Linked DNA regions of Homo sapiens: region 2 is linked to region 1. A link is a loop called in an ENCODE intact Hi-C map of the cell type or tissue named here. Cell type or tissue: endothelial cell of umbilical vein. All regions are shown on one strand. Links, peaks and the distances in the headings refer to the core of each region. The heading gives the core; the rest is flanking DNA. Region 1 overlaps PPEF1 (protein phosphatase with EF-hand domain 1). Region 2 has its middle 17 kb from the start of PHKA2-AS1.

What was found. A loop is a pair of places that touch in the nucleus more often than their neighbours do. Peaks named below come from ENCODE experiments on the same cell type or tissue, not always from the same donor. Only the 100,000 strongest peaks of a DNase experiment are listed, where the experiment ranks them.
Region 2: it touches region 1 in a loop (2.6-fold over the local background); 2 of 110 quality-filtered maps call a loop at or near these places.

The regions. Positions count from the first base shown.
Region 1 is chrX:18,790,911-18,796,282 of GRCh38, reverse strand. The region is part of intron 10 of PPEF1 (protein phosphatase with EF-hand domain 1); the gene reads right to left. Among named protein-coding and RNA genes, the nearest start is that of PPEF1, 86 kb to the right of the region's middle. RefSeq lists an enhancer at 1,933-2,516. In endothelial cell of umbilical vein, for the core only: no CTCF peak of the experiment used is centred there; DNase peaks (open chromatin) are centred at 2,452 and 3,232; H3K27ac peaks cover 1,308 bases.
Region 2 is chrX:18,870,809-18,876,180 of GRCh38, reverse strand. No RefSeq gene overlaps it. Among named protein-coding and RNA genes, the nearest start is that of PHKA2-AS1, 17 kb to the left of the region's middle. RefSeq lists enhancers at 3,299-3,798, 3,799-4,300. In endothelial cell of umbilical vein, for the core only: no CTCF peak of the experiment used is centred there; a DNase peak (open chromatin) is centred at 2,880; H3K27ac peaks cover 490 bases.

The DNA.
Region 1 (5,372 bases), core at 120-5,119:
GTAAGAAGTTGAAAACCAGAGTTCTGGGGCCGGGCACAGTGGCTCATGCCTGTAATCCCAGCACTTTGGGATGCCAAGGCAGGTGGATCATCTGAAGTCAGGAGTTTGAGACCAGCCTGACCAATATGGTGAAACTCAGTCTCTACTAAAAACACAAAAATTAGCTGGGCGTGGTGGCACATGCCTGTAATCCCAGCTACTCCAGAGGCTGAGACAGGAGAATTGCCTAAACCCAGGAGGTGGAGGTTGCAATGAGCTGAGATTGCGCCACTGCACTCCAGCCTGGGTGACAGAGTGAGACTCCATCTCAAAAAAAGGAAACCAACCAACCAAACAAACAAAACCCAGTGTCCTGTAACATCTTTTCCTACAGTGAGAGACATGGTATGACCTAGCAGTCAAAAATGAGAAGCGTAGAGTCCAACAAATTTGGAATCAAAACCAGACCCATCATTTAGCAAATTATTCAACTTATGTGAGCTTCAGTGTCCTCTTTCGGGAAATAGGAATAATATTATCTACGTCATCAGGTTGCTTTAAGGATTTAATGAGATAATGCACATAGCTGTTGTTCTTAAGAACTCATCCCTGCCATATAGGGTAAAAACTGACAAGAAAGCAGTTAAAATGTAGGACTGGAAATTTAGAAAAACGCTAAATTTCACCAAGACAAATGAGCAAGAGTACTCAGGAGTGATCAATACATTCTTGTTGAATGGATGAATGAATGAGAGGAATATTTATAGATCTTACTCCATGCCAGAAGCTGCCAGAGACTCCAGACAGGCAGCTCTGGATATGCACGCTGTCACAAAGATGAGTACATGGCTTATTGCCTTTACATCCATGTTTATAGACATACTCAGTACAGTTCTCAAAATGACAACATAGTGACAGGAATGGCAGTGTTAGGGGCTTGGCAGACCCTCTCCCCAGTGAAACAACCATTTAACTGGTGAACATCTTTTTCTTTAAGACAGGGTCCCACTCTGTCGCCCAGGCTGGAGTGCAGTGGCACGATCTCAGCTCACTGCAGCCTCCGCCTCCCAGGTTCAAGCCATGCTCCTGCTTCAGCCTCCCAAGTAGCTGGTACTACAGGCATGCACCACCACGCCCAGCTAATTTTTGTACTTTTTATAGATATGGGGTTTCGCCAAGTTGCCAAGGCTGGTCTCCAACTCCTGGGCTCAAGCAATCCGCCCACCTCAGCCTCCCAAAGTGCTGGGATTACAGGCGTGAGCCACCACGCCCAGCGGAAAATCACTTAAAAAAAAATTAAAATAGTTAAAGCCACTGGAAATTGTCCTAATGGCATACAGCATATGGAGAAACATTTAAGAAAACTTACTAAATTTTGATACCAACAGAGAGAGTCTGTGGCATTTGAGCCATGATCTACTCTAACCCCCTTCACTGATCAGCATGAAGGATGCTCTACTTCAAGTGGATGCATCCAAGACGGGGCTCCTTCTTCCCCCAGCTCCCAGTAGAGGGCTATGGTTTTGCCCCAGAAGGAGCAAGCTGATGGGCATCCCTCATTCCCCTCAGCTCTGCGTTACAGAAGCTGGATTCCAGGCAAGCACAGCAGAGAGGACTGGGGTCACTTCTCCCGCTCATTGGGCAGAAGCCCTATCCTAGGCATGGCAGCCTGCAGGTGCTAGACCCCAACTGCCCCCATGCTTGCTCAATCATAAGGAGGAGGTGCTATGCCAAGAAGGGCAAGCCAAGAAGACCAGGAGCTATCATCCCTGCCTACTACCCCACTTGTGGAATGGGGCTGTCACTGGAGGAGAAGTGGGTCACTGTCCCTGCTCCCAGCTGCAGTGCGATGGCACAGTGGTTTGGCCCAGGGGGTGAGGCAGGTCAAGAACAGAGCACTGCCACTCTTCCTAAGGGACTGGCCTTATTTGGCACAGAGTGTAAGGAAGTTCATGCCTAAAGGCACTGTTGAAAACAATGGAGATTGTTGGGAATAAGCATTTACGAGGAGGATGGTAGTGCCGAGATACTAGTAGTAACAGTACCCCAGCTAGAAGAAATTTAACAGACTGAATCGGGGAAAGACACAGATGAGAAAAGAGCCTTTGTGGAGGTTGGAGTAAGCCTCAAACATGGTTAAAGCCCTGCCCCTGCAAAGGGGTCCAACTTTAATCGGATCAGACTGTAGAGCACTCTGTGGGCCAGGGCATTGTTATTGTTAAAAACAATAGAGCAATCGGCTAGCAATTAGTGAAGGCTAACAGCTGGGACTGCTTCAAATAGAGGCAGATGGGTCCGAAGCTTAAAGGAGAGATCAGGGAAAGAGACAGTCAAAGAGAGCCCAATTAAATCCACACCAGCCCTGGTGGTGGGAGAAACTGTATGCATGCCCAAGGCAGCACTCTGTGAAGAGTGACATCAGAGGCTGCACACTGAAGGGGAATAGACTTCACTAAACTAGTCCAGACAAGTCACTCAACAAATAAACAAAAAAGCAAATAACAACAAGCCCCAGAGGGGCATGGGAATAACTACCTAGGGTTACTACAATGTAAGATTACAGGACATGCAAAGAAAAAAGTATGACTCATACACGGGCGGGGGGTGGGGGGAGCGGAGGGGGGAAGCAGGCAATAAAAACTGCTTTTGAAGGGACTAGACGTCGACTTAGCAGACAAAGATTTCAAAGCAACTATTATAAATATGTTCAAAGAGACATATATAAAACACTCCACCCAATAAGAGTGAAATATATAGTCTTCTGAAGTGCACATGGAGCATTCTCCGGGATAAACCATATGCTAGGCCACAAAAAAAGCCTCAACAAATTTTAAAAGGATTTACCAAAAAAAGAAAAAAAGTTTTAAAGGAATTTAAATCAGGCAAAGCATGTGTTCGCTGACCACAATCAAATTAAATTTTAAATCAATAAGCGAAAGAAATATGGGGAATTCATAAATATGTAGAAATTAAACAACACACTACCAAATAACAGATAAGTTAAAGAAATCACAAGGATATTTAGACAATACTATTGAAAACAAAAGCACAACATAGCAAAACTATTTTTTTTAAGGCAGCAGCAATTGTTTAATAACATAGCAAACTTAAGGGATGGAGCTAAAGCAGTACTTAAAGGGAAATTTGTATCTTTGTTAAAAAATAAAAAAGATCTCAAGTCAATGATATTACCTTCTAAGGAAACTGAAAAAAAGAAGAGCAAACTAAACCCAAAACAAGCAGAAGGAAGGAAATGATAAAGATTATGAGGCAGGAAAATAAGGTCTGGAGGCAGGGAACATAAGGCCAGTTCACACTTCAGCTATGACAGGAAATATCCTCTCCATTGGGCTTATGCTGTAAATGACTTTGTAACTTTACTTCAAACTCTGCATTTACATAGGGTGTACCCCAAGTAACCAATGGAATCCTCTGGGGGTATTGAAACTCCCAGAAATTCTATAACAGGGCCTTTCAGCCCGTATGCTCGGGGCCACTCCCACACTGTGGAGTGTACTTTCATTTCAGTAAAACCCTTCATTCCTTCCTTGCTTTGTTTGTGCGTTTTGTCCAATTCATTGTTCAAGACGCCAAGAACCTGGACACCCTCCACTGTTAACAATTAGTGCAGAAATAAATGAAATAGAGAATAGACAACAATAGAGAAAAATCAATAAAACTAAAAGTTGGTTCTTCAAAAAGATCAATAACATTGACAAACCTTAGTGAGACTGACCAACAAAAAAAAGGAAATATTACTACCAAACTTTCAGGAGAAAAAAAAATAAAGAAGTACTACAAACAACTTTAGGTCAACAAATTAGATATATTAGATGAAATGAATTTCATGAAATAAATTTGTTTCAGGAAATGAAACAAATTCCAAGAAAGACACAACTACCAAGACACAAACTACTCAGGAAGAAACAAAAAACTTGAATACAACTATAGCAAGGAAAAATATTGAAATTAGTAATTTTAAAACTTCCTGCAAAGAAAAGCCCAGGCCCTGATGGCTTCACTGATGGATTCTATCAAACATTTGAAGAATTAAAATCAATCCTTCACAGACTTTTCTAAAACACAGAAGAGGAGACAATACTTTCCAATTCCTCTTATGAGGCCAAACTTATACCAAAACCAGACAAAGATATCACAACATAAGAAAACCATAGACCAATAGCTCTTATGAATATAGATGCAAAAATCCTCAAAAAATATTACCAAATGGAAACCAGCAACATAGAAGGTGGATTATACATCATGACCAAGTGGGATTTATCCCAGGAATGTCAGGTTGGTTTAACATCTCTGAAATCAATCAATATAATATACTGTATTAATAGAATAAAGGGAAAGAACACATCATTTCAATGTATTCAGAAAAAGCATTTGACAAAATCCAACACTCTTTCACAATAAAAACACTCAATAAACTAAGCATAGAAAGAAACTTCCTCAATGTAATAAAAGGCCACTACAAACAAATACACAGCTAATATCATACTTGATGAAAGACTGAATGCTTTCCCCAGTATCATGAACAAGACAAAGACATCTACTCTCTTCACTTTTATTCAACAGTGTACTGGAGGTTCTAGACAAGGCAATTAAGCAAAAAGAAAAAAAAGGAAAAGAAAAGGCAGACAGATTGGAAAGGAAGAAGTAAAATTATTCACAGATAACATAATCTTGTAGGTGGAAAATCTCAAGAAATCCACTAAAAACCATTAGAACTAATACGTTTATCAAAGTTCACAACACAATGTCAGTATATAAAAGTCAGTTGTATTTCTATACACTAGCAATGAACAATCCAAAATGTAATTAAGAAAACAATTCTATTTACAATAGCATCAAAAACACCTAGGAATAAATTTAACAAAACAAGAGCAAGACGTGTATACTGAAAGGTAAAAAACATTGTTGAAATTAAAGATCTAAATAAATGGAAAGACATCTCAAGACAGCCATAGTACCCAAATTGACCTACAGATTCAAGGCAACCCTACCAATATCCCAGCTGCTTTTTGGTAGATATTGACAAATCAATCCTAAAATTCATATGGAAATTCAAGGGGCCCAGAATAGCCAAAACGATCTGGAAAAAGAAGAAGAAAGTTGGAGAACTCACACTTCCCAATGTTAAAACTTCCCACAAAGCTACAGTAATCAAAATTGTACAGTACTGACATAAGGATAAACATAGAGATTGTGAAATATAATTAAGAGTCTAGAAATAAACCCTTTTATTATGGTTAACTGATTTTTTGATAAGGGTGTCAAGAAAATTTAACAAGGAAAGTATAGTCTTTTTAAGAAATGGTGCTGGTGGCCGGGCACAGTGGCTCACACCTGTAATCCCAGCAGTTTGGGAGGCCGAGGCGGGCAGA
Region 2 (5,372 bases), core at 93-5,092, 80 kb before region 1:
GGAGGCTGAGGCAGGAGAATCTCTTGAACTCGGGGAGGTGGAGATTGCAATGAGCAGAGAGTGCATCACTGCACTCCAGCCTGGCCAACAGAGAAGACTGTCGGGAAAGGGAAAGGGAAGGAAAAGGGAAGAGAAGGAAAAGGGAAGGGAAGGGAGAGAAGGAGAAAGAAGTGGCAGAGCTGCAATTCAAAGCCAAGCCTTGCCCTTTAAAACTATACACCTTCTTCCAGGGTTGGAGGCCAAAGGATTCCTCCTTTCCACCACTCCTCCTGGAGGAACATGTGTCGGTACCCAAAAGCATGCCTGCAAGGTGGAGAGACAGGGAGAGGTTCGCGTGGCACCCAGACGAGCCCCCTAATTCATGTCATTTTTCTGCATTGAGTCCTGATGATTTATTTCCCCAAGCACAGCCCAACTGAGGCTGAACCTCCTGGGCCCACGTGACCTCCTCAGCCTGGCTCCGGGAGGAGGTAGCTGAGCCGCATCTTCCCATCTGCTAGGTGTCAGGTTTTGCAGGACACCAGGCCTGAAGCTGTCCCTGGCCGTCCTCTCCCAGTCGCCCCACCCCACACCATTTCCCAGCTTCCCAGGAGGCGACAGATCCCTTGTCTGTTCCCCAGCAACGCACCCCGACCCCAAGTCTCTCCTGCCCCCAAGCAGATCCCATTCTCAGAGCACAAGGCATCCTTGGCCTTCAGCGCTGAATGCTCACAAGCTTATGTGATCAGTGTGCACACCAGCACCAGCAGCGTGCCAGGGCCAGGCATGTTGTACAAGTGAAATGCCAAGAGTGTGCTCCAGGGAGCAGCCTGGAAGGAAGCAAGAGTGACAGGGGAAGGAGCTGAGCAGGGTGTGGCATCAGGTGGAACCCAGCCAGCCCGACGCCACAGGGGGCTCTGGAGTGAGCACTGCAAGATAAAAGCAGCCTCTGCCATCAGTTAGCCAGTGACTGCTGGCTGCCCGCGGGTGGCAATGGGGGCAGTTGGGGGGGACGCGGATGGGACACAAGCTCTTAGGCAAGCACCTCCCATCAGTCCAGGGCAATGCACCAGGAAAGGGGGTCGCTGTGCGTTGCTGGCACCCAACATTCCTAGAAGCTGGAGGATGAGTGCACCGGCCAATAAAGGGGATGCAGCGGGGCCAACAGCTTCCACTACAACGAGATACCGCTTCCTGTGCTACGTGCTTCACGTACATTCGCTCTCATCTTTGCTATGGTCCCGGGATGTGGTTGTGGTTACGATAAATGGAGGCTCCGAATGCCCATGTCATTTGTCCAGAGTTTCCCATACCCTTGATGGCAGAGGGGCATCTGAAATCAGGTTGTATGACTTCAAAGTCCATGTAGGGTTGCCAGAGTTGACAACTAAAAATACAAAACGCCGGCCGGGCACGGTGGCTCAGGCCTGTAATCCCAGCACTTTGGGAGGCCGAGGTGGGGGTGGATCACTTAAGGTTAGGGGTTCGAGAGCAGCCTGGCCAACATGGTGAAACTTCGTCTCTACTAAAAATACAAAAATTAGCCGGGCATGGTGGCACACGCCTGTAATCCCCGCTACTCAGGAGGCTGAGGCAGGAGAATCACTTGAACCTGGGAGGCGAAGGTTGCAGTGAGCCAAGATCACGCCACTGCACTACAGTCTGGGCAACAAAGTGAGACTCTGCCTCAAAAAAAAAAAAAAAAACAAAAAAATACCCAGTTATATTTGGATTTAAGGCCCAGTGCACTGGCTCACACCTGTAATCCCAGCACTTTGGGAGATCTAACATGGCGAAACCCCATCTCTACCTAAAAATACAAAAATTAGGCAGGCATGGTGACGCACGCCTGTAGTCCCAGCTACTTGGAGGCTGAGGCAGAAAAATCGCTTGAACCTGGGAGGCAGAGGTTGCAGTGAGCTGAGATGGTGCCATTGTACTCCAGCCTGGGTGACAGGGTGAGAATCCGTCTCAAAAAATAAATTTGGATTTCAGGTCAACAAGGAATCTGGTTTTAGCACAAGCATGTCCCGGACAATATTTGGGACATGCGCAAATGAAACTATTATGCATCGCTTATGTGACATGCAAATTAACGGGGCGGCCTGTATTTTAGCTGACAACACTAAAGCCCACAGTAGTGGGCTGCCCTCTTCCACTCTGGTTACTCAAGCAAACAGGGCCGGGGTGCGGGGGGCGTGGAAAGAGCACATGGCACCAGATACTGGGGGACAGCATTCTGTTACACTGAAATACACACAAATGCTTTCGTGCTTTGCAGAGGGAGGGGACCTACAGTTTTTGTCTGATAACGAGGATATAATTGTGGCCACATCACCACGTTTGAAATTATCCCCTTTAAATGCTGTACCTCCGGGGGGGTTCTCACTGAAAGCACAAAGCGATGAGAAGTGGGACATTTTCTGTCCGGTGTTATCGGGTCCCCGCGAGAACGCCCCCGAGTTCGGCAGGCAGCCCCGGGTTTCCCTCCACCCTCGCGTGAGGGAGCTGTGACTGGATTCTCTCTCTCAATCGATCACTCTAGGCGCCCACACTCGGCGCTGACAAACCTCAACTCTGCAGGAGCCCCTGCACGGAGGGGAAGCCCAGGAAGCACAATCCCCCCCATCCCCGGGGGCTTGAGCTGTACCCCAGAGCTCTAACTTATTTGACGACTCTGCCTCCCCGCCCAGCTGAGGTCCCAAGAGCTGTCCACTGTGCACGATGTGACACATAGCACCTGCAGAAAACCATTTCCAGTGCCTGCTCCCACTCTCGCACTGGGAGGCGTTTCACCAGGCGCCGCGCTGGGGGTAGTGAGGGATGGGGTGAGCTTCGGAGGCTCCCCGAGGCAGCAGTAAATCTAGGCTATAATTAAATCAGACTGTGAACATATTGTTCACGGAAACCTCAGCAGAACATGAGTCATGTTGCTTGAGTGAATCACAGCCTCAGAGTTTCCATTTATAATTGCTTTATCTGGGGCCTTTATATTTCACTCAGGATTTTGGCCCATGCTCCCGTTATTCTCCCTTTTGGGGAAAGCCTGAGGACTGGACATGGCTAAGAGTGTACCTGGGCAGCCAGGAAAAAGAGCAAACGCCAGGAGAATCCTCTCCCCAGCCCCAGGGGCACCTCCCTCCTGCGGATGCCCCCAGGGCCATGGGGACAAGCGGCAGGGGAAACAGAAGGAGGGGACATCGGGCCATTTCGACTCTTGCTAGTTTCTGAAATTTTAAGTAAAATTTGATGAGAGGGAGGAGGTTGAAAGCTCAGGTTAGAATGAAGTTTCATGATCTCTGTGCTGCTTTTGGTTAACTCGGCTACCGGGACACAGCAGACAGCGCACAGTAGTGCCCACACACAGGCCCCGGAGCCTGACTGGGCTCTGCCCCACCGCGTACCAGCTGCACAATGTTGACAAGTGGCTTCACCTGTGTCTGTCTCTTCCTGTGTAAAATAGGAGTGATAATAACAGTAACCTCATAGGCTGGTTGTGAAGATTAATGAGTTAATATGGGTGAAACCCTTAGAATACCAATGGGCTTGGTAGAAGTGCTAGTGTGTGAGTTTTCATCACCATCACCACCAACATCATCTCAGACCACCCGCGGCATCGCTGAGCACTGAGGGACAGGGCCTCACGTGCTTCACACACAACCCACAGGCAGCAGTGCAGGTGGAGGCAGAACTCACAGGATAGGGGTGCTACCTGGGCCTTCCCTGCATTCTGTCCGTCACTTTTGTTGTAGGCGAGGAAATGCAAGCCCCAGCTCACACACATTAGCGGTGAGCCCAAGCAGACAGAGCTGAGCCTCCTGACCCCACCCAGCACGCTTTCGTGTGTTCCCAGGTGTTCCTACTGCAACCACGTGCTTGGAGCCGGGAGCAGGTTTCTCCCTTTAGGAGATTTGCAGGGTGGGGTCTGTAGCACTGGTAGGCAGTGGGAGACTGACACTTTGAGCCACACCCGGGGCTGTGTAGTCAGGGTCCCCACAACCAGAGCGCCAGCACCCTCATCACTCAGTGCACACGTTCAGGATGCAGCAAGTTCCAATGTTGTCACCTCATTTGGAACCTCACCACAATCTTTGGAGGCCAGCTGGGGGCAGGGGGGCGGGGGTTGTGGACGAGGTGCCCCTGCTGCGGATCCTCTGAGAGCTTTGTAATGAAGAGTGATTTCACCCACTCAGACCCAACATGTAAGTGGCCCCGGGGATCCCCAACGTTTTTCCTGCAGGGATCTTTTTATCACCCCACTTTCCCTGCTTTGAACGAGTTTTTCTCCAAAGCTGCAAGTGATAAGTAAATTAATTTGTTCTCCTATAATTTATTAATTGGCAATGAACATAATGGCCAAATGAAGTTTCTGTTCAGCATGGGAGAAAGGGTGCTCCCAAGCCAAGGAGCTGGGATTCCTGCCAAGAGCAAAGAAATGTGACATTTTCCTTGGCCCGAGATATCTTATTAGGAGCTCCAAGTACATTCTCCGGAAGGCTTTCTAAAATGACAACACCAGATAGGCTCCTGTTAGGATGGCTGTCCTCCCCACAGGCCCAGGGACCCCAGGAAGGGAGTCATCAGGGGCTGCGATCCCGCTATGGCAGTCCAGCCCCTCTAGGTCAATGACTGGGTAAGGGCCTGTATTAGTCTGTTCTCACACTGCTAATAAAGAACTAGCTAAGACTGGGTAATTTATAAAGGAAAGAGGTTTAATGGACTCACAGTTCCACGTGGCTGGGGAGGCCTCACAATCATGGCAGAAGATGAAGGAAGAGCAGAGGCATATTACACGGTGGCAGGCAAGAGTGCGTGTGCAGGAGAACGCCCCCTTTATCAAACCACCAGATCTCGTGAGACTTATTCACTATCACGAGAACAGCACAGGAAAGACTAGCCCCCATGATTCAATTACCTCCCCCTGGGTCCCTCCCACAACACATGGGAATTGTGGGAGCTGCAATTCAAGATGAGATTTGTGCCCAGATAGAGTGATAACCCTGACCCTAAGCTGGGCTGAGCATGAGCCATGTTTTTCAGTTAGAAATGCTTGGTTTGGGGCTGGGTGTGGTGGCTCATGCCTGTAATCCCAGCACTTTGGGAGGCAGAGGCAGGCAGATCACCTGAGGTCAGGAGTTCAAGACCAGCCTGGCCAACAAGGCAAAACCCTGTCTCTACTAAAAATACAAAAATTAGCCAGGTGTAGTGGTGCACATCTGTAATCTCAGCTACTCAGGAGGCTGACACAGGAGAATCACTTGAACCCGGGAAGTGGAGGTTGCAGTGAGCCGAGATTGCACTACTGCACTCCAGCCTAGGCAATAGAGCAAGACTTCGTCTCAAAAAAAGAAAGAAAAAAAGGAAATTTTTGGTTTTGCTCCAAAGCCCTGGTA